Regions from separate parts of the Homo sapiens genome. Here regions 2 and 3 are each linked to region 1. The links are chromatin loops, found by intact Hi-C in ENCODE. Cell type or tissue: PC-9. All regions are shown on one strand.

Region 1 (8,000 bases):
AGTATTTTTTTTAAATTAGTGGGCTTTATTTATTTTTATTTATTTATTTATTTATTTATTTGAGATGGAGTCTTGCTCTGTTGCCCAGGCTGGAGGGCAGTGGCGCAATCTAGGCTCACTGCAACTTCCGCCACCTGGTTCAAGTGATTCTCCTGCCTCAGCCTCCCTGTAGCTGGGATTACAAGTGCACGCCAGCACGCCCAGCTAATTTTTGTATTTTTAGTAGAGATGGGGTTTCACCATGTTGGCCAGGCTGATTTGGAACTCCTGACCTCAAGTGATCTGCCTGCCTCGGCCTCCCAAAGTGCTGGGATTACAGGCGTGAAACACCACACCCAACTGATGTTAGTATGTTTTTTATGAAGTAAGAGTCAGTATATATTTGATATGTGCCAGGTGCCCTTTGTCCTCTCATAAAACTTACTACCATCCAAGCTGGAGAGGCACAGGGCTCATGTTGACCCATGAAAGCAGATTGTTATATTTTCAAAAATTTTGCAAGCTCTTATTAAACACTGTTCCAGTCCTTACAACTATACAAAAATGATAGCTAGCATTGTTGAAAACAACATGGCTGAAGCTGAAAGAGGTTTCAATTTAGGGACTAGAATTCGTACAAGGGTGGGAAATAGTTTAACAGCAGATGACATCAGATCAAATGGCAATACTTTTATGGAGAAAAGAGTTAGCAGATAGGGATGCAGCTCCATTTGTCAAATCATGGTTGAACGGCAGCCACAGTTGCAGTCACAGACACAAGAGTTTGGCAAAAATCAACAAAGGCATTCAGTGAGATTCAACTGACCACATGGAATTTACAATAAAGGGTATTGTATAGTTGATTATTACTTGGAAGTTGTGTGCTACATATATTTACTAACATTCCTTTTCTCCCACAGCCAGTTGTTAAACACTTACCCCACTAGGGAGACAGACCATTAACAAATACACGGATAATAAATACGGTAAATTCAGGTGGTAGTAAGAGTTGTGAAGGAATTTGAGCAGAGTGATGTGGCCGAGAGTGACTGATGGGTGGGAAAGTCTTATGACACGGGCAGGGTTGTGAATGGGGAGAGTTAGCCAGCACATGAGGATCAGGGAGGTTATAGGTAGAAGGAAGAGCAAGCCCAAAGGCCATAAGGGAGGAAAAAATTTGCACGTTGCTATCATTGCTATTGTTAGCAGAATCTGCACTTGAGACCCCAGATCCAAGGATTCCACTCATCCCTTTCTTTCCCAGTCTGTAGCTGGGCAGTTGCTCAGGGTCACGATCTATTTGGCCCTGAAAGAAACACCTGGGGTTCCTGACTTCCTCCACAACGTTTCAGACACTATCAGAGTTCTGTATGGTTTAGATTATAAATGTTCTATGTATTCCTTTCTTGTTTCTCTTCTTTGGTGGAATTTGAAGCCATGGAACCTATATTTTTCCATTTTCCTTGTTCCTAAACTATCTTTCTTACCCAGGTCTAAACTAGATTCCATTGGATGTCTGAGGTCCACCTCCAAATTTTCTCCCATGGTAGAGTTGTGTAACCCAAAAATAAAATTCTAAGCCCTCCAACCCTCTGAATGGACTCCTCCTCTCGGCAAGGGCATCCCAAAGTTAACCTGAAAAAACAAGTTCAGGCCATTATGGAAAGTGGGAGCCAGACATGCCTCATTATACCCTCTTCCTTTTTGGAATTACTGACAGAACAGACTCTTTAAGTCTGATAAGAAACATTTACAAGCTCTCTGAAGCCTGCTACCTGGAGGCTTCATCTGCATGATAAATCTTTGGTGTCCACAACCCCTTATCATAACCCAGACATTCCTTCCGTCCTTTCTATTGATAATTACTCTTTCAACTAATTGCCCAGAAAATCTTTAAATCCTCCTATGACCTGGAAGCAGCCACCCCATCTCCAGGTGCTTCCAGTTGTCCCACCTTTCTAGACTGAATGAATGTACATTTTACATGGGATGATTGATGTCTTGCCTTATGTCTCCCTAAAATGTATAAAACCAAGTTGTGGCTCAACCACCTTGGGCACATCAGGACCTCCTGCGTCAGGAGGTCACAGGAGGCTGTATCATGGGTGCATCCTTAACCTTAGCCAAAAAAATCTCTAAGTTCTTTGAGATCTGTCGCAGATACTTTTGGTTTACGGTTGTGATTCCTCCAAGTGCCTCATTGCTAGGCTCATTTAATGATGTGGTTGGGGCTAGCAATTCTTTTTTTCAGTTTGGCTTTGGAAATTTACAGCTCCTAAAGTCAAACCAAAGTTTTGGGGCAGGTGTTTTGATTTTATATACCTTCAGTAATTGCACTTACTTGGTCCTTGTTGGTTCCTGAAATTCAGATCCTGCCTAGGCTCTGGGGAAATGCTCAAAGGATGTTTCTTTGTCATATAACAACAACACAGTCAACTCTTAAATGTCATGACTGTAATTCATTCCTTAATGATGGTGCAAATGAGTTAAATCTTTCATATTGTAGACTTTTAACTTTGCAAACATCCTTTAAAAAGCCATTACAGGGATATGCTCACTCCAACAGAGAAGTGCTTTGGCTGCAGCATGAAATAGCTAATTCATAATTTAAAGTATGATGCCTCTCCCTTTTCCCCTTTTTAGATAGTTTATAAAAAGGGAAACTTTCTCCTGTGTGTGCTGAGGGGCTGGATTTTTCACTGGCTGTTTGCCTTCCGAGCACTTTCTTCATGGCCAGCACTTATGAGCAAGCCTGGTGTGTTTAACTTAGCTGGTGAAATGATCAACGGTAAACGTCAGTTGCTGACATTAGAGCCAGCTGCTTGAAGTGTCAGCGCAGCTGCTTTGTGAGATGAGAACAAGATCTTACTGCTGCTCCTTGTTCCGTGGCGAGGCAACAAGAAAATGCCCATTATGAACCAAGGGGCTCATAACACATTCATTTTTACTCCTTTTACCACCAGCTCAGATTTCTATAGAGTGAAACCTAAGTTCAGAAATCTGGAAGCAAATGCAAAAAAAATGTACCCCTGCTTCTGAAACTGTGCTCTATTACTCACGGATTTCAGGATCTGCTTTTTCTTTTTTTTGATTGTATGACTCACATAGATTTTAAGGAACCACCCATGAGGGCCCCTATGCATTTGGATAATTAAGATTCTTCCTGGGTGAAGAGCAACAGTCCCTTCTTTCTGAATGACTGAAGATTTAAGAGCTCTGCATGCCCTGAACTACACTGTCCTGCGGTGAGGCTTTGTTTTCCCTTGTTCTGGTCCTGCTGGACCTAGAGATTGGGGTGCGAAGGTGCTTAGGGTGCAACAAAGGAAAGAATTGAGCAGGCCTGGACAATGTCACCTCACCAAAGCGGGGGCAGAAGGCAGCAGAGGAAAGGTGCTTAGTGCAAGCCTAAGGATCTTGTAAGCCTTTGTAGCCCGGACTCTGACCAGCCTGTTGTTTCTTTAACATCCTGCATTCAAGTATTTGATGCAAATATGATTGCCTCTAGGCAAGAGAATATAAATATTTGCCGAATGTATAATTGAATGGAAAAAATAGCTGTGTAAGTGAGGACAGCGATGATCTCTTCTTGCCTTCTTCTCTTTGTCCTGCTCCCTCTCCTTTCTTCCTTGGTTTTCAAAGAATTCAAAACAAAACAAAACAAAACAAAACAAAATGTAGAAACCTGTTTTGTCCTGGGAGTGTAGTTTCACCAGCTCCCTGCTGTTCCAGTCTATCCAAGCTGTCAATCAAAGCAAACAACAGAAGTTGGCTAGCATTCAAAGGAAAAATGTGTTTTATTACACATTTTGACATATGTTGGATGATTTAGTAAGATCATGGTGCCTTGTCTCATTTTCGAAGACTTCCTGAGTTCATTTTTTTTTCTTTTTTTCATAACTTTCATTGAACTTTTAATGGCCTTTTTGTATTTTTCTCATGGAGGATGCTTCATTAATAGAGGGACTATGTCCAGTAGGAAAATATAAAGTGGTTTTTTATTTTTAGAGAAAACAGGTACTAATATGAAATGGATGAAGTGCCTTCCAAGCCCATGGTTTCCAGGCTGTGTACCAAGGTGCCCTGGGGTGCCACTGGATATTTTAGAATTGTAAGGAAAGCACAGTGATACCTGACACCCATTCAGGTACCACACAAACTATTAGCTCACGGTAGTTGACAGCGTCACCATTAGATTGTGCAACATTTCAACATTTCTTTTGATTATGTCATATTACTTGTGAAGCTGGGTCTACTGTGCCTATCCTGTGGCACTACGTGCAGAAACATGAAACAGGAAATGAGGGTGGTGGTGTCCAGTCTAATTCCAAGGCTTGAGAAGTGAGAAAAGAGGCTGGGCATGGAGGCTTACTCCAGTAATCCTAGCATTTTGGGAGATCGTGGCAGGAAGATTGCTTGAACCTGGGAATCTGGGACCAGCCTGGGAAACACAGAGGAAGACCTTGTCTCTACAAAAATAAAAATAAAAATTAGCTGAGTGTAGTGGTGTACAGTGGTAGTCCCGGCTACTCTGGAGGCTGAGGTGGGAGGATGGCTTGAGCCCAGGAGTTGGAGGCTGCAGTGGGCTATAATCATGCCACTGCATTTCAGCAGAGCAAGACCCTGTTTCAAAACAAAACAAAGAAATGAGAGAGAGAGAAAAAGAGAGAGAGAAAGAGAGAGGAAAGAAGAAGATAAAGAAGCAGAAGGAGAAGAAGAAGAAGAGGAAGAAGAAGAAGAATAAGAAGCAGCAGCAGCTAAGAGAAGAGAAGAGGCGAGAAGAACTTTTATCTGAGGAATCCAAATCCTTTTAAATTACCAAGCCCAGAGAGACATTAAAATCAAACAGCAATCACATTCTATCGCCTCCTTTGAGCTACATATTCATCTCTTGAAATTGCTTGCTATTGCTACAAGTATCTATAAATTAACCTAATAATGTTGCATCAGACAATACAACCCATACCCTATAGCTGAACAATGTATAGCCTATCACTAATCAATGTTATTTCTGTAAACTAATGAGAATTCCTGATAAATAACTTTGTATCAGCTTACTCCCTGTTCCTTTTTTTTTTTTTTTTTTTTTGCCTTTAAAAACCTGCTTATTAACAAAGTCCAAAGGAAGCTTGTATTCCAGGTTCCTAGGGTCTGAATCTCTGGGGCAGCTGTCCTCACTTTCACTCAAGTAAACTCTTTAAATTATATTTTGTGCCTCAGCGTCTTCCTTTTAGTTTGACAGAAGTTATGCAGTGTTCAACAGGAAAATGCATCCCATTAATAGGTAACTTTAATTATTTAAGAATGAAATAAAATTATTTTATTTCAATTTTTATATACAGTTTTTCAGACTAAGTTGTTAGGTCATAAATATTTATCAAGTTGCTTAGACCTAATTAACAAATAGCTCTGGTAGGCGTTTCTTTTGGTTTAGGGACGGGGCACTGAAAAATTTACTGAGACTCTGAGAGTGCCACAAACAAAAAAAAAAGCTGGGTAGTTTTGGACCAAGTTATCTAAGAAATAAATATGCATAAGAGCATGAGAATAACTGAGGAATATGAAATAAAACTTACATTGGAGATGAATATGCAAGGTACTGGAAATCTAGGGGCATGTGGCAGCAGGTATAGAAATGCCAGCTGATCCTTGGGGAGGGACTTTTCTGTGGCAGCGTCGTGACAGGGGTAGCGATACATGGCTCCCAGGCCACCTCTCATTTTGCCCCACACTATTGACGGATGTCACTGGTCCATTTGGACATACTTTCCCATGGAGTTTACATGCATCTTCAGAATCCTTCTCAACTTAGTGATTCAAGCAACCAGTGATCTATCAGAGGTGACACAGGAGACAAAACCTACTTACTCTTCCTGTTCTAAGTCAAATTCCCAGCCTTACAGTCTCAAAAACTGAAAATTTCTCATTCTGTCAGGACTTTTGTAGCACCTGTGATCGAGCCTGTCCCTGGCATGCAGAGTCATACTTAAATAATGAAGGGAATCCATTGTAGGAGCCAAATCCCAACTCCAGAATTTGTCCCAAGCCCCTGACCTACCCCCTGCCTGCTTTGACAGATACTCTTGGCTTCTCTCCCTCCCACCTCACCCATTCCGTGAAACCTCTTTAGTTGGGAGCTGGTGTTCAATCTTCTCCTCTGTGTTCAGTCCCCCTGGTCACCTCTAGACTCGCTTTGCTGGTGTTGACCTCAATAGCCCTCCAGGACACGGCTCTTGGGATCTATGCCCTGATGTTGCTGGGGTCTTAGGTAGAAGCCCCACCCCTCATTAAGCAATCTCAGGTCCCACTCCTCCCCAAGTCACTATTTCAGGGAGATGGTTTGGGTTAGACCTTGATGTTCTCAAATTTGGGAGAATTTGCTCAAACTAATAGGACTTGTTGTGATAGGTTAATGTGCTCTGTTAAGATGGATGGATTTTATTTAGCAGGCAATTGGTGGTTGCTCAGGTCTATCTGGGGAAAGTAACTTGGGTTGTATGATGGATAAATTGGAAAGAGAGCGTTCTTAGGAGAAAGGACCTGATGTTTTAGCTGTCTGCAATCTTAATTACAAGCTCTGAGAATATAGGAATAAAAATCAAGTGCTTTTTCTCTTCTCTCCCTCACCAACAATCAACACAGAAGACTTCTGTGACCTCTGGTCACTGACCAGTATGTAGGGATTTCTCCCCACCAACAACCAATCAGTTCTGCAGTGAATGCCAGCTATGTGTCTTATAATTCGGCTCTAACACTGTCTACCTGGAGATACCATCAGAACTCAGAGTTGAGCGCTCAGTCCCACAAGACTGTCCTCCACTTGTGATGCCAATCACACGCTCCAGACTGTTTGACCTGTCCTTCTGACTGACCGGCTTCAAGTTGGGGCTCTTACGATGCTCTCCTTGGATTTGATTAATTTGCTAAAGTAGCTCCCAGAACGCAGGAAAACACTTTACTCAACATTTTTTCATTTATTGTAAAGGACACAGATGAAGACATGCATGGGGCAAGGCACGTGGGAAGATTCACGGAACGTCCAGACCTTCTCTAGATGTTCCATTATCCAGGAACCTCCATATGTTCAGCTATCTGGAAGTTCTCTGAACCCAGTCCTTTTGGACTTTTATGGAAGTTTCATTATGTAGGCATGATTGACTAAACCCTGGAAGTTGAATGGTGGGGCTAAAGTCTGAACCCTCTAATCCTGCCTTGGTTTTTCTGGTGACTAGGCCCCATCCTGAAGCTCCCTAGGGGCTGCCAGCCACCAGTCATCTCATTAGCGTAGAAAGATACTTATTGCTTTGAAGATTCCAAAATTTTAGGAGTTCTATGCCAGGAAATGGGGATGAAGAGCAAGTATATAGTTCACTTTCACAATATCACACGAGCCAATCCATAATGGGGCTTCATGGCTGCACAGCAGTCCGATGTCAACATGCTAGAGAAATTTAGCATACATCTCCAGAAAGGACATATCTGTTCTCTATCCTGCACTGGTCAGACTCTGTCTGTGTTGCACTGTTCAGTTTCAAGAGTCAGATTTAAAACAGACGACGATGTGACAAAGACTCTCTCTTTGACCAAACTTTAGTCAGGCTCCCCTGAGCCCCTTTTTCAGTGAAGCTTCAAAGAACTTGGCATCCATCCTGACTTTGGCCTGTCTAGCCTAGTTGTAGCAAGAATCACACTAAGTCAGTTTAGCAAGAATCTCTCCACCCTTGATATCTGACCACTCTGGCCTGCCTTCAGCAAGAACCCTCCTACCCCAAATGTCCCCTATTTTTACTTTTCTATCCACTGACCCCTCACTCTGCCCCTTGGCTATAAATCCCCAGCTATCTTTGTTGAGCCTGATCTCTCTCTCCTATTGCAGTTTTGAATAAAGTCTTCCTTACTGTTGGGGCTCACAACACCATACCCCAAAATATGGCACCTTGGAAACTGAGAAGACAGCAGAAGCAGAAAGATCACACTCTGACCTTCTCCACCTTTTTCCCCTGAGGCCATAGAAAGAGTTCTCT
Region 2 (8,000 bases), 62 kb after region 1:
TATTATACTTGGGAGTTGTCCCTGCTGTTGCCTCATAATCTTTGTAAATGACCATTTATAATAATTATGCAATATTCTACCAAGCTGATATATATATATGTGTGATTTTCTTTTTTAAAAAACTAATTTACAAAGTTGTCCCAGGACAGCCCAATCCTTCGTTGCTTACTTTATGTAATTTACAGGCTCCAGAAAGAAACAAAACCCGCATCTGCCACAAAAATTCACCCAACTGCCATTGGATCTTTGGGCAAAGCCTTCCTTGCCTTCTCTTTGGGATAAAGATGGCTTTGGGAAAGTGAATACTTTTAATCCCTAACATCTATATTGCTAATTGGTTTTATCGGCTGACTCCTCTCTCCGCATAGGAAGATTAGGGAAGAGGGGAATGCTGGGTGGGGGTGGGATGGGAAGAAATGAAGCAGAAAGAGATGGACAGGTGACATAAGCACCAAAGATAAATGCCTGCTTCAAAATGTTTCCTAGGGTTACTTCTGAGCACTGTTCCCTTGAAGACTTTAGGGGCATCTGTTATCATTGTCTGCATTTTCAGATGGAAAATAGAAGTCACTGAGGCTAAGTGACCAATCAAAGGTCAAATGACAGTGAGTGGTGGAGCCAGCGTGAGGATTCCTGTCTGTTGGCTTTTTGTATTGGAGTGTTTTCTCTCATCAGCGCCTCTGCAGCCACTCATCAGCACCACTTTGACTCTCACAGTTGGGTGAGCTCCATAAAGCAGGCCAGGAAAACCTCCCAAGGGTCAGGTCACCGGCAGTTTATGGGACAATGCTCTGCTGCTGCTCCCAGTCACTACCCTTCACACTAAAACAGAAAACCAGGCTACTCCAGAGTTACAGGGTATCTATCCCCTTCCTTTTGGGGATAAACTCAACCTCCTCCTATGCCCATCCCCAAGCCCAGCCAGTAGAAAATAATGGAATAGTGTGTGACCTTTATGGGCCCCTCTGAGGTAGGAAAATGTATGTGGCAAGGTAGTCAGTCTAGTGTGAAGCACAGGGGCTGTGGAATCAGCTCAGTGGGTTTGATGCCGGGTTCCAGCCCCACGGCTGCTGCTAGCCCATTTAGTGCCTTTGTTCATGTTAGAGGAAGGTGTCCCCTCTAGTGGGTGCAGCCCTGCCAGCATGTGGCTGGGCAAGTGAAACACAGGCTGGATTTTGGCCTCTATTTATTCCTTTGGCTGCCAGTGCCTTTGGGGCAGTGAGTGACTTACGCAACTCTATGTAAGTGCCCTATCCAGACTTTACTATTGGTCAACCTGAGCAGGTTGCTTGACCTTTCTGAGCCTTGGTTTCCCCATCTGTAAAACAGACAAAATAACAGTACCTACTTCGAGGGTTGGCAGGAGGTTAAATGAGATCGTGAGTGTAAAATGCAAGGACGGTGCCCTGTGAATAGTAAGCCAGTGTTCTATAAAATGGCAGCTGTTATTACTAGCTGTTACAGTTATGGCTTGGCTTTATAAAACAAGTAAAGCCTATACTTTTTAATACTCTGTTGAGGAGCTTGATTTGCCTAGACACGCATTTTGTAAATGGTGGGCAATTATGAAAAAGAGAAGCAAGATTCATAATAGATTATTTGTTACATTTTAATACAAATGTCATTATGATTCTTTTTGGTTGCACCATCTGAAGTAGGCATATCTGATATGGAATTTCTAATTACATGTTTTGTGCAAGAGAGAATCATTTATAAGTTCACACCCTGACACACCCATGCCCCTGGAGAAAACTTCAAATTTTGTGCGATGTCTTGGGCATTGGGACAGACAACTTCATTCAAGTTATTATTTGGTAAATTCTTGTTCTGTTTCCTGAGTAGTAGGATGAGGGATACAAATGAATAATTCAGAAGCAAACACTGAGGAATGTCTGATTTGCATAGGCTCGTAAATGAGCCTCCTAAACTGGGTTTTAAAAGAAAAAAAAAAGTGCTCTCGGATAGTTCTCAGGCCAAGTGAGGTCCCAGCGTGTTTGGTCGGCAGCTCTGCTGTCCACCCCACCAGGACCCGATATACTGTATTCTATTATTTAATTATCCTGGTTGGAAGGGGACATATATAATTTAGCCCTGGGAGCTTTAAAAAAATTCTTGACAATTAATAAATAGAATAGTCTTTTGTGTGATTTTAAAGTCACCGGAGGGCAGACATAAATTGTCAACTTACCTAAAAGAGAAACACTTGCCTTTTCTAGAGAGGCTCACATTGTCTTCCAGGGAGTGCATCATCCATAATTTAGCATAACTGCCTTGAAAATAAGTCTATAATCCTTAAATAACTCCGTGGGTCTCTTGCCTGGAGTCTTCCTTTCAACTTCTTTCATAGAAGAATTTATAATCAAATAATAACACTGATTTTAAAACAAGCAACCATACACACATCACTCAAGAACTTACTTAAGGTTTTGGGGGAGCCATTTCATTCACCAATCAAAATGAAGCAGCAACAACAGCAAAAGTCATCATGGTAAAACTTTAACTGAGGAGAGCACCTAAGGACTCGGTGACTCAGTGTTAAATGGATGGGAAGTCAGGTCATTTCCAATTATTGTGGCCTTTTACTTCCTGTTTCTCAGGATCAAATGAGAAAGGAGTGAGTCAGGAGGTGGGCATGATAACCCTGTATATCTCTGTGGCAGGGTGCCCTATTGTGCCTCAATGCCATTCAGACAGGAGCTGTTTATAGATGGTGACTCCTTCAGGTAACTGCTTGCAGAAGTGAATGCTTGGGAGAGTTCGGTTTTTGAGCAGAAGAAGAGAAGAATTTTGTGTCTGGCCTGGGAGAGAGATGGTGGAGGGCGGATAAAGAAAATAGAAGGGGAAGGCATAAAGTCCCATCTATTTTGCTCCCCCTCCCCACCCCCCAACACTCATACAGGTTCACACTGGCTGGAGGGGTTTCTCCAGAGCCCAAACCAAAGCACCTAGTTTGCAAGCTTGCAGCTTTGGGAATCTAGACGACATGCGCAGCATTGGGTGGTGATAGGGCCAGTCTTCCCACCTCTACCTTGCTTCCAAAGGCAAGGCGGCTTTTGTATTTAGACTCAGGGCAGCCACAAGCATTCCTTCTTAAGTAGCCCATCATTATAATTCAGCACGAATGTCAGTGTGACTTGTTGCCACTCACAGGCTGCGTCTGGTGAGGTCTGGGCTATTTTGGTTTTAGAAATAATTTATAAATCATTTAGAAATATTTATAAATGACTTTAATGTACATTACACTATCTCATTTAATCCTCCCAATGACCTTAAGGAGAGTACTACTGAAGAGACAGGGACTCAATGGCCTTTTTTTTTTTTTTGAGCTGGGGTCTTGCTCCGTCACTCAGACTGGAGTGCAGTGGCGCGATCTCAGCTCACTGCAACCTCCACCTCCCGGGTTCAAGCAATTCGCCTGCCTCAGTCTCCCAAGTAGCTGGGACTACAGTCGTGTACCACCACGCCCAGCTAATTTTTGTATATTTTTAGTAGAGATGTTGGCTAGGCTGGTCTTGAACTCCTGACCTCAAGTGATCCACTCGCCTCGGCCTCCCATCGTGCTGAGATTATAGGCATGAGCCATCGCGCCTGGCCTGGTTATAAGTCTCAGGGTGACAGAGGTGGTGTGGGCTGAGCTGGGGCAGGGACTCAGGTCCTCCAGGAGACCTGCACGTAACAGGTGACCAGTGCACCCTAAAGCCACCTGATGAGCACCGCCTCGTGCCACAAGAACACTTTCTAGCCAGTGTTTTACATATTTCTTGGATCTCTGGGAATTGCCAGTAGACAGAGTATGATGCTGCGTATTGGTGATTATGAATGCTGTTGGCCATGGGTGTTAGATGTCATCATGTGCCAGGCCCCTGAAGAACACAATCTGTTCACATAGTTCCTCTAAAACTTCGTTTTCAAAACAGGTCTCATCTTTCCTTACTTCTGCCAGCGTTCTCATTCTTGATTTTACATTTGGAGAACAGAGAATCTAGACAAAATTAAGAAGAAATTGAACATTGAAAAAAAATCAATAAAATAAAATCCTGAACCCAAGAATGATCAAATTTTACTTTAAAATTTAACTCAAAAGGGATAGTTGTTCTGGCCTTCAGACATGCTTTGTAAGAAAAAAAAAGGATGGTTGTTTATGCCGTGATGGGCTAATTGAATAGGTAAACATGTGAGGAATCCTTATTTTATTTCTTACGCTAAAATGAGAATCCCTGTAAATTGGAATGTAGTCTTATCTTATCGAAAGGTTTCACTGTTCAGCTCTGCTTACCCATCAGAATCACATGGGAAATGGCAAATCACAGAGGCCCAAGCTCAACCCTATTCCTACCGAATAGAATCTCTGGAGGTGAAGCTCTGTTTTAAAATTTTCCCAACTGGTTCTGATGCGTACCAGAGTTAAGAATCAACCAGCACACTGAACTCGCAATTTTAGCAAAAACCCAAGGAACCCAGGGGCCTATGCAGAAAGCAGGAAATGCCCTCTAGTGGCCAAAAGACGCCATCATCCATTCTCCATGCTCTTGGGCCCTGGGACCCATGGCAGAGTTAGAGAGGTGGCAACAAAAGTTCCAGTTGTAAACTACAGTATAATCCACTGATTCCACCAATATGCCCCTAAAAGTTAAACTGTAAGACCCATGAGGGCAGGACTCACTTGTTCTTGTCTTGCCCATGAGGGTGCCTGGCATAATGTCTGACCCATTGTGATGGAAATCCTAGAATTAAGGCTCAATTTTATGTGTTGCCTATTAAGCCTCAATTTTACATGTTGCCTTGACATATATGGTAAAATCAGGAGGGTATCAAATGGCCTAACTGCAAGTTTCTTCTCGCCTGTTCTGCTCCCATGAACAAGGTCCCCTAGCCAAATAGCCCTCCTTATCAAATGAACCAGACAGAGTTCCTGTTTATCCCGTACTAGTGGGTTCTCTGCCTGCTTAGGGAATTATTCAAACAAGTCAATCACTTCCTCCCACAGGAACTAGGCCACCTCACCCCCTTGATACTACAAATCCTGCCTCCATGGCACTTGGCTCTTCACTCTGGCCCTGAGTGCAACCCTGTGTGGCTCTGCATGGCATGGGGTATCTTCCTCCCCCGGGCTGTGACTTCATGTGACTAACAAACTACTATCAATCTCAACTGTCTAGTAGTGAGCTGTTGTGTGTTCAGCTATCCCCATGATCCTGGAGTGAAAATTGCTCTCACCAAAGAGGAGGCAATCAAAACATCCATAGCAAGTGTTTTGTAAATATTTGTTAAATGAATGAATGGGACCAAAGGGCTGTTGACAAGTTTAAATACCTTTATTTTATTGATTTATTGTCAATTTTCATAAACTTTCAAAGTGATCTTAGGCACAAATGAACAATTCAATGAATATATTCATAGAACGTTAAGGCTGGAAGATATCTTAGAAATCTTCAGGATTAACCTTCTTGTTTTATTTCTAAGACAACTATTGCTCAGACAAGATCATGAATTCCTCAAGGACAGTGTCTATATTTTATTTATTTTTGTATTCCCTTGGCTCATCACAGAACTGGTGTACAGTACATATTTGATAAATGAATAAACAAGGATTAAGTGAATTTCCCAGGAGTACATGGTAGGCAATGACACCAACAAGGATTTAATTCCAGAATTAAACAGATATTTGTCAAATGTCTTCTGTGAGCCAGGTGCAGTGACTCACACCTGTAATGCCAACACTTTGGGAGGCTGAGGCAGCAGGACTGTTAAGCTCAGAAGTTCGAGACCAGCCTGGGCAATATAGTGAGATCCTGTCTCTACAAAAAAAAAAAATTTTTTTTTAATTAGTTGGGCATGGTGATGCATTCCTCTAGTCCCAGCCCCCAGCCACTGGGGAGGCTGAAGCAAGAGGATTGCTTGAGCCTGGGAGTATGAGGTTGTGGTGAGCTAGGATCACACCAGTGCACTCCAGCCTGGGTGACAGAGTGAGATCCTGTCTGAAAAAAAAAAAAAAAAAATCTTCTGTGAGATACAGTATCTTGCTAGGTACTCTCTGAGAATGTAACTAGGACTCCAGGCAAGGGCTACAAAAATGAGAAAGACACAGTCCTTACCCTCAAAGAACAGACACTCTGCAGCTGTGCTGTCCAATACTGTAGCTTCTAGTGACATGAGGCTATTTAAAACAAAATTAATTAGAATTAAAAATCCAGTTCCTCAGTTAAATTAGTCACATTTCAAGTATTCAATGGCTAAATGGTGGCTGGTGGCTACCATATTGAACAACAGAGCTATAGAATATTTTGATTGCTGTGGAAAGTTGTATGGGATAGCATTGCTATAGAGAGAAAAATGTCATGAACCTGAAGCCATAATAGAAGGCAGAAGATGATAACAGAGGTACAAATTAATTGCCATGGGGTCAGAGAGGATTGTTTCAGAAAGTCCCCACATTATTCCAAGTTTTCTGAAGACAGGGACTCCTAGCACTTAGCATAATGCCTGACTTGTAGAAGATGCTCAACTCATTTATTGAATGAAAATAAACAACTTATAGCAGTAGTGCTTTTTTCGTAACATTTCAAAAACAGGGGAGTATAGAGAATATATGGCCATCATCAATGTATCCACAGACCAACTTTATAAAATTTTAACATTTTGCTATATTTGTTTCAAATATAGAAAAGTATGTACATATTCCCTTAAAACAAATATAAGATCTGAAACAAATATATACTACAATTTATCTATTCTACTTTAAATGGAAATGTATCCTATTTCCAGTTTTTACAATTACCAATAAAGCCATAAGGAACATTCTCATAAGTGTTTTTTATAGAAACATTCAGAGTTTATTCCCAGAAGTAGCATTGCTAGGTCTGAGGTTATATGAATCTTCAACTATTCTAAACATTGACAAGTTGATTTCCAAGGGGATTAACCAATATATAGTCCCATCAGCATTGTATGAATGTTCTCATTGTTCTGCATTCTTGTCAACACTCAGTATTGTCAGGCTTTTATTCTTTGCCAATCTGATAAAGTGAAAAGATTCACTGAAGTATTTCCTAGGATGTTAAAGACATAAGAACAAGGCAAAAAACCAAAAACAACAACAACAACAAAACTACCCTGTTATAATCCTGGCATTGGGGTATGAGAGAAATAACAGAGTTATTTGCTTTTCATGTTGTAATGAGAAAATTGGCACTAGGTCCAAAGTGGTGACTGACCTTCAAGATAAGCAAAACTGCAAGAAGAGTATAAGTTTTATCATGCTCTGCCTGTTTGCCACTACTAGGCATAGGCCAGGACACTTTTAAATAGAATTGGGAAATCAGAATATTTTCAGCATGTTTGCAGTGTGTTATACATTCTTCCTAATGTAAACATAATTTATTTCCTCATGTGTCTCATTAAATGCACCCCAGGAGAAAATATTCACAAACTATGCATCCAACAAAGGACTAATATCCAGAATCTGCAAGGAACTCAAACAAATCAGCAAGAAAAAACACAAATAATCCCATTAAAAGTGGGCAAAAGAACATGAATAGAAAATTCTCAAAAGAAGATGCACAGTCAATAAACATATGAATAAATGCTCAACATCAGTAATGATCAGGCAGATGCAAATTAAAACCACAATGAGATACCATGTTACTCCTGCAAGAATGGCCATAATTTAAAAAGTGAAAAAACCATAGATGTTGACATGGATGTGGTGAAAAGGGAACACTTTTACCCTGCTGGTGGGAATGTAAATTAGTACAACCACTATGGAAACCGGTGTGGAGATTCCTTAAAGAACTGAAAGTAGAACTACCATTCGATCCAGCAATCCCACTACTGCATATCTACCCAGAGGAACATAAGTTATTATATGAAAAAGACACATGCACCTGCATGTTTATAGCAACACAATTCGCAATTGCAAATATATGGAACCAGCGTAAGTGCCAATTAACCAACAAGTGGATAAAGAAAATGTGGTATAAATATACCATGGAATACTACTC
Region 3 (8,000 bases), 66 kb before region 1:
AAATGTTAAAAAGTATTCTCATACAAATATAGAGTAAGCACAGTTCAAGTTTTAATTTTAACTTATTAATGAGGAAACCAGCAGGATAACAAAGCCAGTTCAAAGAAAGACATGAGAAAATATGTGTGTATACACACACACACACACGTATATCTATATGTGTACATATATATCTATATGTGTATATACATATATTATGTATATCTATTTATATATGTACATACATATATATGTATATGTGTATATGCATATATGTATAAATATGTGTATATATCTAAATATACATAGTACATATATGTAAGTATATAGATATTATATAAATATATCTGTAAGTATATATATAGATATTATGTACATACATCTATAAGTATATACATAGATATATGTACATACATCTATATATGTATACACATATGTATCTATATATACATTTACTACATACATATATGTATGTATATATGTACATATATCTATAATAATATATACATAATATATGTATATGTTATGTATATATGTATGTACATCCCATAATGTATATGATGTCTATACATATAGACATCATATATGTATATGATGTATATACTTATGTATATTATGTACATATATACATATAGTATATGTATTATGTGTACACATACCTATATACATATTGTATTTATATTATGTATATACATACTATATATAATATACATATGTAAATATACATCCTATATATATACATAAATATATAAAAAAGAATACTAAAATCATTCTACATTATTGCTAAATTAGATATAAATCTGATTAATGTCTTACAGGGTGATAAACCATAATGTTTGGTGCTATCTTTACAGAGCAAAATTATTTTCATCTGTGCAGGACAGAAATTATATCTCCATTGGACAAAAATATAGCATCTCACCAATTTTCTACAAACTAACATTTGAATTTACAGTTGTAAAATGTGCAAATCTGTAATAACGAGTCAGGATTCAATTCACCTTAGATGGACTGGTTAGGCAATGCCTAACATGAAAACAAATTATGCAATCATATTTTGCTTTCCAAGTTTTGAAAAATTTTTTCTGACCAAAGGTCATTCCAATTTACAGTCCTCACTGGTGATATGTGAAAATGCCTGTTTGGCTCCTCATGATTACTATTATCTCTTTTAAAAATGTTTGCCAATTTCATAGATAAAAATGAAATCTCATAATTTTAAGTTTTAGTATTAATGTGACTGAACATTTCTCTCATAGTCTTATTGAACATTTATTGTTCTTCTTTTAAAAAATAGTCTATTAATAGCTTTTGCTCATTTTTCTGGTTGTGTATTAGTCTTTTCCTTCTGGATTCATAGTTTTTTGATATATTCTTAGAAAGTTTATTCTTAAATTATAAATTAATTTATATTTTCTTCTATTTTTATTTCTTTGGTATTTTTATTTTTTCATTTTTCTTCTTTCATCTCATTTTTTAAAATTAATTTTTTTAGAGCAGTTTGAGATTTGCAGAAAAATTGAACAGAAAGTATAGGGTTCCCATATACCCTTTTCCTGCCCTACCCACATACACAGTTTCCCTTATTATTAACATCTTGGCGTTAGCGTGTCACATCTGTTAAAATTGATGAGCCAATATTGACACATTATTATTAACTAAATCTATAGTTTATATTGCATATGCTATGAGTTTTTACAAATGTATAATGGCATGTATCCAACATTACAGTATCATACAGAATAATTTCATGGCCCTAGTGATCCCCTGTGCTCCACCTATTCATCCCTCTCTCCCTCCCCCAGATTTATATTTGTAGTCCACTTGGAATTTGTTTTCATCTAGTATGTGAACTATGTGTTAATTGTGTGAAGACATTGTTCTGTCAGGACAGATTCCAATCCTTAACCCCTACCTACGAAAGGTTCTCCTGAAGTGTATATGCCCAGAGCACCAGGCCAGGCAACACATCCTTCTTATTACCAAATGGGGCTTTGGTCTCCAAACGTTTGAGTAGGACCACCATCCAAATGAGAAGGGCACTGAGACTTTTAGCAGTTCTCAATGAAACAACAAGAAGAGAACACCTTAACATGTTGGAATTGGGTTGCAAATTTTTCTTTATGATAAAAGATGGCCCTTTATTCTGAGACCATGTCCTTCCTATATTTTTTAAATTATTGTGCTATAAAACATATAAAATTACCATCTTAACTGTTTCTAAGTGTACAGTGCAGTTGTGTTAACTCTATGCACACTGTTGTGCAATAGAGCTCTAGAACTTTTTCAAACCTTGCAAAACTGAAACTCTATACCCACTGAACAACAACCCACCTTTTCTCTCTCTCTCCTGCTCCTGGCTACCAACATTCTTTCTAAAAGTCTGACTAGTTTAGATTCCTAATATAAGTGGAATCATGCAATATTTGTCTTTTTGTGACTGGCTTATTTCTGTTCCATTGGTCAATTTGTGTGTTTTTGTGCTACAGAAGTAATTTGAAGATGTGCTGAGTACGTGTGTGTGTGTGTGTGTGTGTGTGTGTGTGTGTATATAAAGCTAACACATCAGCTGAGAAACAATGTCAGGAAAAATCTAAACATTTGAAATTAATTTCAGTTCAGGAAGTCACCCCAAATAGTGTGAGTGAAGCATCAAATGGTCGCTCAGAAATAACTCGCCCAATAAGGTAAAACTTATTTTACATTATTTTGTTTTTTGTTTGTTTGTTTGTTTTTGAGACAGGGTCTGGCTCTGTTGCCCAGGCTGGAGTGCAGTGACGTGATCACAGCTCACTGTAGCCTTAACCTCCCAGGCTTAAGTAATCCTCCCACCTGAGCCTCCCGGGTAGCTGGGACTACAGGTGTGTACCACCACGCATGGCTATTTTTTTGTGTATTTTTTGTAGATACAGAGTCTCACCATGTTGCCCAGGCTGGTCTCGAACTTCTGGCCTCAAGTGATCTGCCTGCCTAGGCCTTAAAGACACATTTTCTTGAAATTTCACAAGTAGAATATAATGCCTTATACTAATGCTGCTCAATGATTCTTTCTATTGTCTGCTGCTTCTCATGTATCTGAGGGAGTTTGGGCATTTATCTTAAGCTGGGATCTCCTGGTACCTCCCCCAGTACTAAACCTACCTCCTTCAAAGTAGCTCCCCCAACTCAGATCAGTACCCCCAGCAAAACCGGATTTGTTTGTTTTTGATAAAAAAGGAAAGTGACCTTGCAATTCTTCAGAAAGGAAAGATTGCTATTTATAGCTAGAGATAAGAAAATTGTTAGTGAAAAGCTGGATGGTTTTTGTTAAGGTCCAAGATGATCCTTTCCCTAAACTACCACGGGTGATGTCTAAACAGTGGGACTCAGAGATTGAAAGAATATGTCTCAACTCAAGCATTCTCTGTTTAAAACAAGGACTCTGTAGTCTTGGCTGTGCATCTTTTAAAAATTGTTCCTTTATTTTTTTATTAGTAGACTTTGTTTTTTAGAACTGTATGTCTTTTTAATAAGCATTTCTCTAGAAATTGTGGCTGTGTTTTCTGTTTGTTATGCAAGTTGTCTATCAAAAACCAAACAGAGTAGTTCTTTTATTTTGGATGTGCAACTGTAAATGCATTAGTATTCCTTTGAGAGATTTAGAAAGGATTTGTATACACATTTGTGTTCGTGATAAATTTCTGAATCCTAGAATTTTTCATGGCACAAAGAAAGAAAAGGACTAAAAAAATGCTATCTACATAATCAAAAAGCGTACCATAGGAAGAATATAAAAATACACAGCAATGACTATAAAATCATGCACCGTTATCACACTATTGTCCCTTGTTGGCACTATGTCACTGTGAGAGTAAACCTATTTCTGCTTTGCCCCACTCTCTGATTTTTAATTATTCATTCATTTCCTTATCAATTATTTATTGTTTACTCTGTGTCAGGCACTGCACTTGCTCCTAGGGAATACGACTGTAAACAAGACAGAACAAATCTCTGCCCTTAGGTAGCTTACATTCTACAAGAGCCAAAAATCTCCACTAAAGAATTTCACATGTTCAAAGAAACCTGTGATCTTTCTTGGGGAGCTGGCATAATATTACTTTCTGCTTCTTGTGTCTTATCCCCTAGTGGTTTGTACCACATTCTGTACTGCACAGCATGACCTTCTTAGCTTCACATTCTATCTACTGTTGGTGAAGCAAAATTAAAATGTAATCAGATCAAAGTTTGACACTCCAGTATGCCCTAACACATCAGCTGAGAAACAATGTCAGGAAAAATCTAAACGTTTGAAATTAATTTCAGTTCAGGAAGACACCCCAAATAGAGTGAGTGAAGCATCAAATGGTGTCATTTTTTGTTTCCCCCATGGCATCTAGGTCAGAGCTCAGTGCATGCTTGCTGATTTATAAGTGTTATTCTAGGAAGAATATAGCATCAAGAGATTATATGTAATAACTAAAATAGTAAATTATTAAAAGTAAGGTCTGTGGAACCACACCATCTTAGCTTAAACCCCAGCTCTGTCGCTTACTGTGTGCCCTGAGCAAGTCACTGCACCTCTTGGTGCATTCATGTCCTTTTCTGTAAACTGGGCTAACTCATGGTATTGATCTTAGAGGATTATAGTGACCTTACAGGGTTGCATATATTAAATGAGTTAACATATACAAAGAGTTTAGAACAAACAGTGTCTGGCCTGTTATAAATGCTTTATAAGTCCCAAGCTGAATTCATTTTTATTATTATTACCATCTAGTGAAGATGAACAAGACAGAAAGGGATACAACAGATAGTATATGTTTATATTTATCTTATTTATTTCCACATCCCAGCTCCTTCCAACATATTTGCAATAGTGGAATAGACCTTTATCAACCATAAATTTGTGATAATTTACAATTACAAAGCAATTGTTACAATAGTGACTTTTTCTCTTAAACTCATGGTCTTTGAGTGCAAAATAATGCTTACTTCTCCTACTATACTTTGTTTATATTATAGATTTGCAAGAAAGCTTCTTGGCTCTAATAAGGCCGATTTCCAAAGCAAAGACAGTCCTATTTAGCTGCATTTAATCTGGATTGTGTGATATCAAACAATCTGACATAACAGCAGATGAAAGTCATACTCTTGTCTCTTAGGAAACAATATACTTACTGAAATTTATTTCTTTTCTAGCTTTGTTTCAAATGTCGAGAAAACCATTTCTGGATTTTTTTTTTTTTAAAAACTGTATATTTGAGAAAGAATCTGCCATCTTTGTTAATACCCTGTACCTGTAGCAGAAAGAAAGGCAGGGGGAGTGTGGGAAGAAGGGAAAAATGTATATATAGCAGAGTGACAAAGAGACTGTTTGAAGATAGTTAATAATTTGTAAGTTCATCTAATCATTTACTTTTCAATGACCCTTTTGAAAACAGCATACATCATATCTATTCAACAATGACCTCTGGAAAGTCAAATTATAAATATACTCAGACAATAGCCAAACAAATTCTTTTGTCTCCTCATGACTCATGATTAATTGGTTCATTCATTCCTTCTGTTGATAATTATTTAATGAACATCTAATAATATGCTAAGCACTATGAATACCATGGTGTAAAAGAGAAACATAGTCCTCACTTTGATAGAGTTCATATTGTATTGGGAAAGATGATACAGAGATAAGCAGTCACTCAGTTGCCATTTTGATGCCTATTACAGAAAGAAAATTACAGGATATTATGAGACATACTATCAGAACGTACTTACTTTTTTTCTTTTTAGACAGTTTCTTGCTCTGTTGCCCAGGCTGGAGTGCAGTGGTATAATCATAGCTCACTGAAGCCTTGAACTTCTGGGCTTAAGCAATCCTCCCATCTCAGCCTTCTGAGCAGTTGGGACTACAGACACATGCCACAACACCCAGATAATTTATTTTTTGTAGATATGGGGCCTCACTTCGTTGCACAGGATGGTCTCAAACTCTTGGCTTCAAGTCATCCGCCCAGCTCAGCCTCCCAAAATACAGGAATGATAGGCATGAGACACCATGCCTGGCTCCTTCACCTTGTTTTTTGTTTTTTTTTTTTAAATTACAATAAAGAAGTGACAAGGCAGCAGAGCAGAAAGACTGGAGTTACCACTCAAATCAGTCTTTCTGAGAACTCAGACGTTAGGATTTTTAAAGATAGTTTGGTGGGCGGGGACTAGGTAATGGGTACTGCTGATTAGTTGGGAAAAAAATCATAGGGGTGTGGAAAACTGTCCCAGTGAGCTGAGTCTGCCTCTGGGTGGGGGCCACAGGACCAGTTGAGTCATGAGTCATGAGTCCAGGTAGGATCAGTTGATGGCCAGAATACAAAAATCTGAAAAACATCTCAAGAGACCAATCTTAAGTTCTACAGTAGTGATGTTATCTATAAGAGCAATTGGGGAAGTCACAAATCTTGTGACCTCTGGCCACATGACTCCTGAGCAGTAAGGGATTATAAAAGTATACCTATACTTTAGCAGAATTCAGGTCCCTCCAATAACCCTAATCTTGTGGCCTTTCATTAGTTTTCACTCTCTAAGCAAGGAGGAGATTAGTTTTAGGGAGGGACTGTTATCATCCTTGCTTCCAAGTGAAACTATAAACTAAATCCCTCCCATGGTTAGCTCTTTGTGCCCCCAGGAATTAGCAAAGACAGCCAGCCTGTGAGACTAGAAGCAAGATGGAGTCAGTCAAGTTAGACTTTTCTTGCTGTCATAATCTTTGCAAAGGTGGTTTCAGTTCCCTCCCTTGTGCTTCAGCACACCTCAATCCTGAGGTGTGAGCTGGGGAGATGGGAAAAGGCTGACAACTGCTCTTCCTGTTGACAGGGGGTATAGTTGGGGCAAGGGTTGCCCCCAAGGTAAGAGGAGTGAAACCATTTTGCAGTTGTCTGTATGTATTCCCAGGTGCCTTGTTGGGTCCCCAATGTTGGTATAACAAAAACGTTAGTATTCTTATCCACATCGTTAGTATAGCACTTAAGAGAACAGTAAACTACAAGAGACCTAATGCAAGGTGTGAAAGTCTTAGCTTCAGGAGTCCTTGCAGAACTGATCTGAAGCCTTGAGGGATTCAGGTAAATATCCCCAAGAACCAATCAGATGTGAGTCATTAGTATAGGCTCACAAACAATGGACAAGGCTAGAATTTTTTTCTTTTCTTTTCTTTCTTTCTTTTTTTTTTTTTTTTTTTTTTTTGAGACAGTGTCTCACTCTGTTGCCCAGGCTGGAGTGCAGTGGCATGATCAGAGCTCACTGAAGCCTCGACCTCTAGGGCTAAAGTGATCCTGCCATCTCAGCCTTCCAAGTAGCTGGGACTACAGGTGTGCACCACCACACCCAGCTAATTTTTAAATAATTTTTTGTAGAGATGGGGTCTCCCTATGTTGCCCAGGCTGGTCTCGAACTTCTGGGCTCAAGTGATTCATCCTCCTGCCTCGGCCTCTCAAAATGTTGGGATTACAGGTGTGAGCCACTGTGCCCAGCCAAGGCTAGAATCTAATAACAGGCATGCTATAGGTTTTTTTTGAAACATAATTTTTCCCTCTCCAGTTTTCCCCCATTTTTACCAAAGACAAATCATAGCAGGACCAATTTATTTGCAAAATAAGCTTTGGTTTTATTTATACTAGGCCTAATTGTTTGCATGAAACATAACATGAATAATTATTTGCTATATAGGCCTTTTTAAAAAATTGGCTTTGCTGGATGTTTTTTTAATAAGGAATCTCAGATTAGACCTTTTAAAAGCATCTTGAGCCCAGCCAAAGATTTATTTGTGCCTGCAGATACCTGTATGAATTGAATGAATTCCTCATTTCTAGAGGTACCAAAATAACTTGGGATTCCTAGGCCTATCAGAAAGGGACATTTTTACTTACCACAGGTTGGGAACCTTGTAAAAACAAGGTGGCCAGTTTTTCCAAGGAATTTTTATCAGCTCTGTAGCTCAACCTCAATTCCTCAAAGCAGTCTGAAAAGTCTGAAAACATGTCATTCCAGTC

What was found. Peaks named below come from ENCODE experiments on the same cell type or tissue, not always from the same donor. Only the 100,000 strongest peaks of a DNase experiment are listed, where the experiment ranks them.
Region 2: it touches region 1 in a loop (2.7-fold over the local background); 2 of 110 quality-filtered maps call a loop at or near these places.
Region 3: it touches region 1 in a loop (3.0-fold over the local background); 4 of 110 quality-filtered maps call a loop at or near these places.

What each region holds. Positions count from the first base shown.
Region 1 is chr12:69,004,513-69,012,512 of GRCh38, forward strand. TODL (transcript overexpressed in dedifferentiated liposarcoma) reads left to right here and starts at 3,147. Exons shown (of 3, transcript XR_001749099.2): 1 at 3,147-3,224. RefSeq lists an enhancer at 2,931-3,624. In PC-9, no CTCF peak of the experiment used is centred here; DNase peaks (open chromatin) are centred at 3,059, 3,689 and 4,189; H3K4me3 peaks cover 1,078 bases; H3K27ac peaks cover 2,367 bases.
Region 2 is chr12:69,066,026-69,074,025 of GRCh38, forward strand. No RefSeq gene overlaps it. Among named protein-coding and RNA genes, the nearest start is that of TODL, 62 kb to the left of the region's middle. RefSeq lists an enhancer at 1,838-3,037. In PC-9, a CTCF peak has its summit at 4,458 (motif pointing left); a DNase peak (open chromatin) is centred at 2,616.
Region 3 is chr12:68,938,677-68,946,676 of GRCh38, forward strand. It overlaps a transcript of CPM not described here. Among named protein-coding and RNA genes, the nearest start is that of CPM, 9.5 kb to the left of the region's middle. In PC-9, no CTCF peak of the experiment used is centred here; no DNase peak of the experiment used is centred here.